2 separate regions of the Mus musculus genome follow, and region 2 is linked to region 1. A link is a contact called in ENCODE Hi-C data. All regions are on one chromosome and are shown on one strand. The core of a region is the stretch at or near the end of the contact, and the rest is flanking DNA. Distances in the headings are between cores, read along the strand shown. Region 1 overlaps Hspa12a (heat shock protein 12A). Region 2 holds the start of Hspa12a (heat shock protein 12A).

What was found. Hi-C counts contacts between places; a loop is a spot of excess contacts on that map.
Region 2: a loop to region 1 is called in a map of left cerebral cortex, with 4 times the contacts of the local background. The contact joins the promoter of Hspa12a here to the enhancer-like site in region 1. A Hi-C loop is called at or near these places in 10 of 37 maps with a recorded cell type or tissue (adrenal gland, gastrocnemius, heart and 1 more).

The regions. Positions count from the first base shown.
Region 1 is chr19:58,821,580-58,824,324 of GRCm38, reverse strand. It overlaps Hspa12a (heat shock protein 12A), which reads left to right. Exons shown (of 12, transcript NM_175199.3): 5 at 2,157-2,261. Among named protein-coding and RNA genes, the nearest start is that of Gm41877, 28 kb to the right of the region's middle. Within about 2 kb of position 1,370, at least 2 of the 3 ENCODE cell types and tissues checked have a DNase peak (open chromatin) inside an H3K27ac peak, as active enhancers do; they include gastrocnemius and heart, where a contact is called at or near this core.
Region 2 is chr19:58,859,534-58,862,233 of GRCm38, reverse strand. Hspa12a (heat shock protein 12A) reads left to right here and starts at 1,250. Exons shown (of 12, transcript NM_175199.3): 1 at 1,250-1,387. The coding sequence starts at 1,345. It overlaps Gm52393 (a long non-coding RNA gene), which reads right to left. Exons shown (of 2, transcript XR_003952907.1): 2 at 657-2,315.

The sequences.
Region 1 (2,745 bases), core at 121-2,620:
TGGATATGACCCCCTTGTCAGAGCAGCCATGTTGCTGGATTAAAATTCCTCTGCAAACCAGTACTAACAGACAGGCCACCCTCTGTGTGTGTGAAGAAAGAAGTTAAGTGGGTGTGGTAGTTATTAGAGGGCTGAATGACAGACCATCAGCTTCACTTCTAAAACTCTGAGCAAGCCAGTGTTCTGTGAGTGGCCCAGGTCAAACAGGCACCCCCTTCCCAAAGCTTCATGGGAAAGGTGGAAACTGGATGAAGACCATAGGCTCTGGCCACATGCCATGGGTCTCAGTGCCGCCCCTGACTCCTCTAAGACACTTAGTCCAAGCCACATGACCTTGCTAGACCTCGCTGTGCTTCCGTTTCAAAATTCTATTTATTTGCCTACTTTCAATTGACTCTGTGATTTTTTACATCATGAACACCAAATCCCATTCATTTCCAGGTCATTCCATATCTGCTTCCCATCCTGTAGCCTCCTCCCCCATCCCCCCCCCCAAAAAAAAAACCCATCTGGCCATGGAAACTGTGGTATGTCACAGTCTGTCAAACAGTACACTCTTCTGCTCAAACAACTTTACTTGCAGATGTTCATTGCAGTGAGTCATTGGTCTGATTTGAGGCCTCTGGTTTCTGCTACACATCAATCTTGGATTCTCACGGGGACTCCTCTTGGATATCCTGTTGTCCTGTGTCATGGAGACCCTGCAGCTTTGGATCTGTAGTACCAGCCCCTTCACATGCTCCAGCAGTTCAGAGATTGGGTAGATGTTGGGGTGAGCCAGCTCAAAGGCCTGGATCAGGACCTGGGTGGTAGCTGAGTTGGTCAGCTTGCCTGCTCTCCCATGCCCACGCCACCAGGGCCAGCTCTCCATCACTGCCCAGGCAAAGGATTGGGCCAACACTTGTGTGCCCACACCACCAGGGCCAGCTCACACTCCTTTTTAAAATGGAGACAGTTACAAGATTATGTTCACAGGGAGTATAAGGATCGAAGTGATATACATGCATGATGTCCCCAGAGGAAGGAAAGTTGTAGTCGAATGGTAGCTTCCATTGGCGTTTGAGGAGACAGCAAAGGGGAGGCAGGAAAACCCCCACTGGCACCTCGCCCTCCAGGGCTCAAGGCTTACGTGAGGTTGCATTTCTCCTGGATGAAAAGGTCTCGCACATTTTTTTTTTCAGATGGGAGGCAGTGCTGACTGTCAGAATTGGGCAATGGAGGCACGGGGAGAACTGTAGCTTCTCGGGACTCTGCTGCCTCCCCGAGCCTGAGAATCTAGAAGCTGGGCACCAGGAGAATGGGGCGCTGGCCGGGAGCAGTGAACATGAGCAGATGGTTTAGGATATAACCCAAGGCCCCACACAGACCCATCAGTAACTCGTGGCCCCGCCTCAAAACAGTGGCAAAGCCTGGCTATCTAGCCTACATCAATCTGATTAATTTGTTCCTCCCACTGAAAAGTGGGTTAGTCCAGAGGCTTCCTTCCACACCCACCCATCCCTCCCCCCACTGCCTCCGGGGACCCTGCTCATGATTTTTTTTTATGACCTCTTTCCACCCACCATCTGGCCTCTGCACCGTATCCCCTGTCAGAGGACCGTGTACGGTAGCTGCCTTGGCTTCTGGCAGAGCCAGAGAGGCAGCAATGCCTGCCTGGCTTTCAGCAGATTAGACAGAACCGGCCTTAAAATAGGAACTCTTCTATTTTAGTGACTTGGCTGGCAGCTCGCCGGGGAAGGAGAGGTTGCTGTGTGTTAGCGTCCCGCTTGGCAGTGAAGTGGCATGAATCAAGCTGTCACAGAGCTCCCAAGGGTGACCCATGTCTGGACGTTGCATGTGAACTGCACCGGACTTGGCACCTGCTCTCCATACCCAGGACTTGCTATGGGCCAGAGGCTCCTGCTCCTGAGGAGCCAAGAAGGGGAGAAGGAGAGGGAAGGAAGGAGGACACAGTGAAGGTGGGGCCTGGGGAGAACCCCCAGAGCTTTAACAGAGTAAGGAGACATTACTGCCTGGTCCCTTGCAGGGGTAAGGAGGTACGCCATTGTCTCTGCCTCTTTCAACATAGGGAAGCAGGATTCCTCTGGTCTCCAAACAGCCATCCCAAACCAAAGGCATGGTTCCTCTTAACCAAGGTCACATCTTTCTCCCTGTAGGACCTCACCATGGACACAGACTTAACAGCAGCAAATGGCAAGAAGGTCAAAGCCCTCGAGATCTTCGCTTACGCCCTGCAGTACTTCAAGGAGCAGGCTCTGAAGGTAAAGCCTAGGGGCAGTCAGCCTTACGTTAGGCCAACCTTGGGTTGCTGCACCTGCCCGGGAGGCAGAGGTGCAGCCTACGGGGAGAGCATGTGGGCTCTGAGGTTACAACAGTCGAGTATGTTCCTTTGTTGATGTTTTTTAAATTTTTTTTTTAAAGGTTTATTATTTATTCTATTTATGAGTACACTGTAGCCATTTTCAGACACACAAGAAGAGGGCTTCGGATCCCATTACAGATGGTTGTGAGCCACCATGTGGTTGCTGGGATTTGAACTCAGGACCTCTGGAAGAGCAGTCAGTGCTCTTCAACTACCCAGTCATCTCTCCAGCTCCTGAATGTGTTCTTAGGCAACGCTGGTGGGAAGGTGAAACGGTTCAGCATCTTGGAACAGATTTGGCAGTTCCTAAAAAAGACAAACACAGAGACATGACCCAGCAATTCCACTCCTAGGGAAATGAAATCACACGCACATAAAACTAT
Region 2 (2,700 bases), core at 1-2,500, 38 kb before region 1:
AAGGAGGCTCAGAGAGGCCCACATACAGCCAGAGACTGCGTTTAGCTATCCTAGTGCAGGCAGAAGACAGTTTGTGAGCACGGGGTGGGAGTCCTCCCCTGAGTTACAACCCCAGCCTGTTTATCACTCTCCTCTGTAGGCTTTGGTAGCAGACCTCAGGTCATCCCACCACCCATAGGCTGCTTGTGGAGGCCTCCCCTAAGTACGGAGATGATGACGAAGTGAGGATGGTGCTTGCCACTGGGATGAGATTCCAGCCAGCCATTTGCTCTTGTGTGATGTTGAAATCATAATTTAAACCTCCCATGCCAAGTTTTCTTAAATGCAGAAACTGACAGCTATGAGATAAGGATATGTGAACGTCAGCATTTAGTGTCAGACCCACCTTGGGGGTGGGGTGGGGAAGACGTAGGGACTATGTTAATGAGATCTTTACCCCTGCATGTACCAAAGAGCAGAGCACCCAGAATCATCTGTTTAGCCAGGCCTTAGCAGGTGCCAGAGGCGCAGGTGTGTGTGTGTGTGTGTGTGTGTGTGTGTGTGTGTGTGTGTGTGTGTGTGTGAGAGAGAGAGAGAGAGAGAGAGAGAGAGAGAGAGAGAGAGAGAGAGAGCAGGCGCCAGCCAGAGGGCAAAGACCAGTGATTCAGTCAACCATGGAAGTTTTGAATTATTAATGTCCTATTTTAATGGGGCCAGGGATGCATCCCGTATATGGAAGGGCAACACAGTCTCTGCGACAAGTACCTCCGTGGGTCAAGAGTTGCTTTGCAGTCCTGTAGGCACCCTGAAGAGGAAAAGTTGGTGGGGGTGCTGGGCCTCAGCCCTGCACAAGTTGTGGCCTGGCTCCCGGCTGCACCAGGGTCTCCAGTGCTTGCTTTGGTGTGCTCCTCTGGGACCTAGGAGCAGAGGCCATTGATGTGGACTGGAGTGTGCTTCGCATGGAATGCTGAGTGTGCAGTGCTTGCTGAAGGGTCTGGCGGGAACTCCAGAGCTTGAAATCCGACCTTGTGCGCTTCTGTGTCCGCCGGGTTGGATCAGCTGCAGAGACCCCTGCTCAGCTATGACCCTCCACCGCCCAAGCTGAGTCCTGGTGCGCTAATGACAGCACGGGGTGTGGCCTCGGCTGGGCGGCGACCAGCGGTTTCAGAGCTTGTGGGAGGAGCCAACTCCCTCCTTCTCCAGGGCCTTGGCTCCGTGGGGCGGGCCCGGGAGGAGCGTGGGGAGGAGCCCGGGCTGCGGCGGCAGCGTCAGAGTGGTGCTCCCGCTGTCCAGAGGCTCAGACCTAGCTCGGGAGCCTAAGATTTAGCACCGGAGGCTCCTTTCCCGGGCTGAGGCTGCAGGACCATGGCGGACAAGGAAGCTGGCGGTGGAGACGCCGGGCCCCGAGGTGAGTGCGGGGCAAGGGGCCGGTGGCTGATTGCCGTGGCTGTGATGGGCTGAAGGGCTGGAAGGGATGAGGTGTGCTGTATATCGCACCTGGCAGCCCAGTCGAGGGCGTTAGAAAAGTGGGCTCCTTGGTTCGGTCTTGCCTCCCTGGCAGGATCACAGAGCTTCTGGACAGGACTTCAGGCCCACTGGGTGGGAGGCCGCCCTTCAGTCACGTGGTAGGTTTGTGCCGGGGTGTGGACTCTGCAACCAGGACTAAATCCTCAGCTGGGGAACCCTAGTTGTTTCCATCACGGGCTGGCTCCTTGGTCAGGGCCGGTTATCATTCCCAAGAGAACCGCCCCTCCTGTCCATCGCCTGAGCACAGTGCTGGGGATGCTACTGCTGACCTGGTAGATGGCCGGCCGCCAGGTGGCCCCGGGTCCTCAACGGCTCCTTTCAGTGACTCAGTGAGGCAGGAGGTAAGATCCTTGGAGAAATCAGATTTAAAACTATCCTCTCTTGCCAGCCCATCCCTCCGGACATAGGAGCCGGAGTGGCGGCAGCAGCTGCAGGCCAAAGGGTGTCCCACCGCTCTCCTCTCATCCTCCAGGATTCTCTGGATTGGTGGTGGTGGTGGTGGGGGGGGGATTACAGAGACTGGGCTGTTCAGTACTTGTCAGAGGCGTGTGTGTGTGTGTGTGTGTGTGTGTGTGTGTGTGTGTGGCAGGGAGCGAGCGGGTTTGGGGTGTCCCATGCAGAGTACTGAAACCTCGCTTCTTACCTTTATGGTAGAGCAGGTCTTTGGGAGCATGGTTGCCGCTTAGATGGTGAGGGAGGGAGTGACTGGGGATCCGGGAAGAGAATGAAATGCTTTCCCAGCCAGAGTTGTAAATCAAGGCTTCGCCGCCCGCACAGGGGATGGGCTGGTCAGGATTCCAGTCTTCTTCCTGTGCATCTCAAGTGGGGAAAGTTGATTGCGGGAGGCGCTGCGCGTGTCCCTGACCTAACAGGGCCTTGGCTAGAGTGGATACCCGAGCCAGCTTCCCAGGAGCTCTAAGCAAGCTGCTGTGCAAGGATGACAGTAGCATGCCCGGACTTAAGGCGAAATCCAGGTTGCGGAGGAGAGCTCTGTGCTTTACAGAGACCCAAAGCCGGGAAACTGAGGCCAGCAGCCATGCAGCTGGTTGACATTGGCAATTGTTTTCTCTGCCCTGGTGTGGGTTGGATACAGCCCCCTCTTCTGTTGCTCTCCTAGCTGCACCTGCCCCCTCCCCAGCCCATTGTTCCTGCGGATCTGGGAGGTTCCTCCCCAGCCTTCAAGCACTGCAGTGG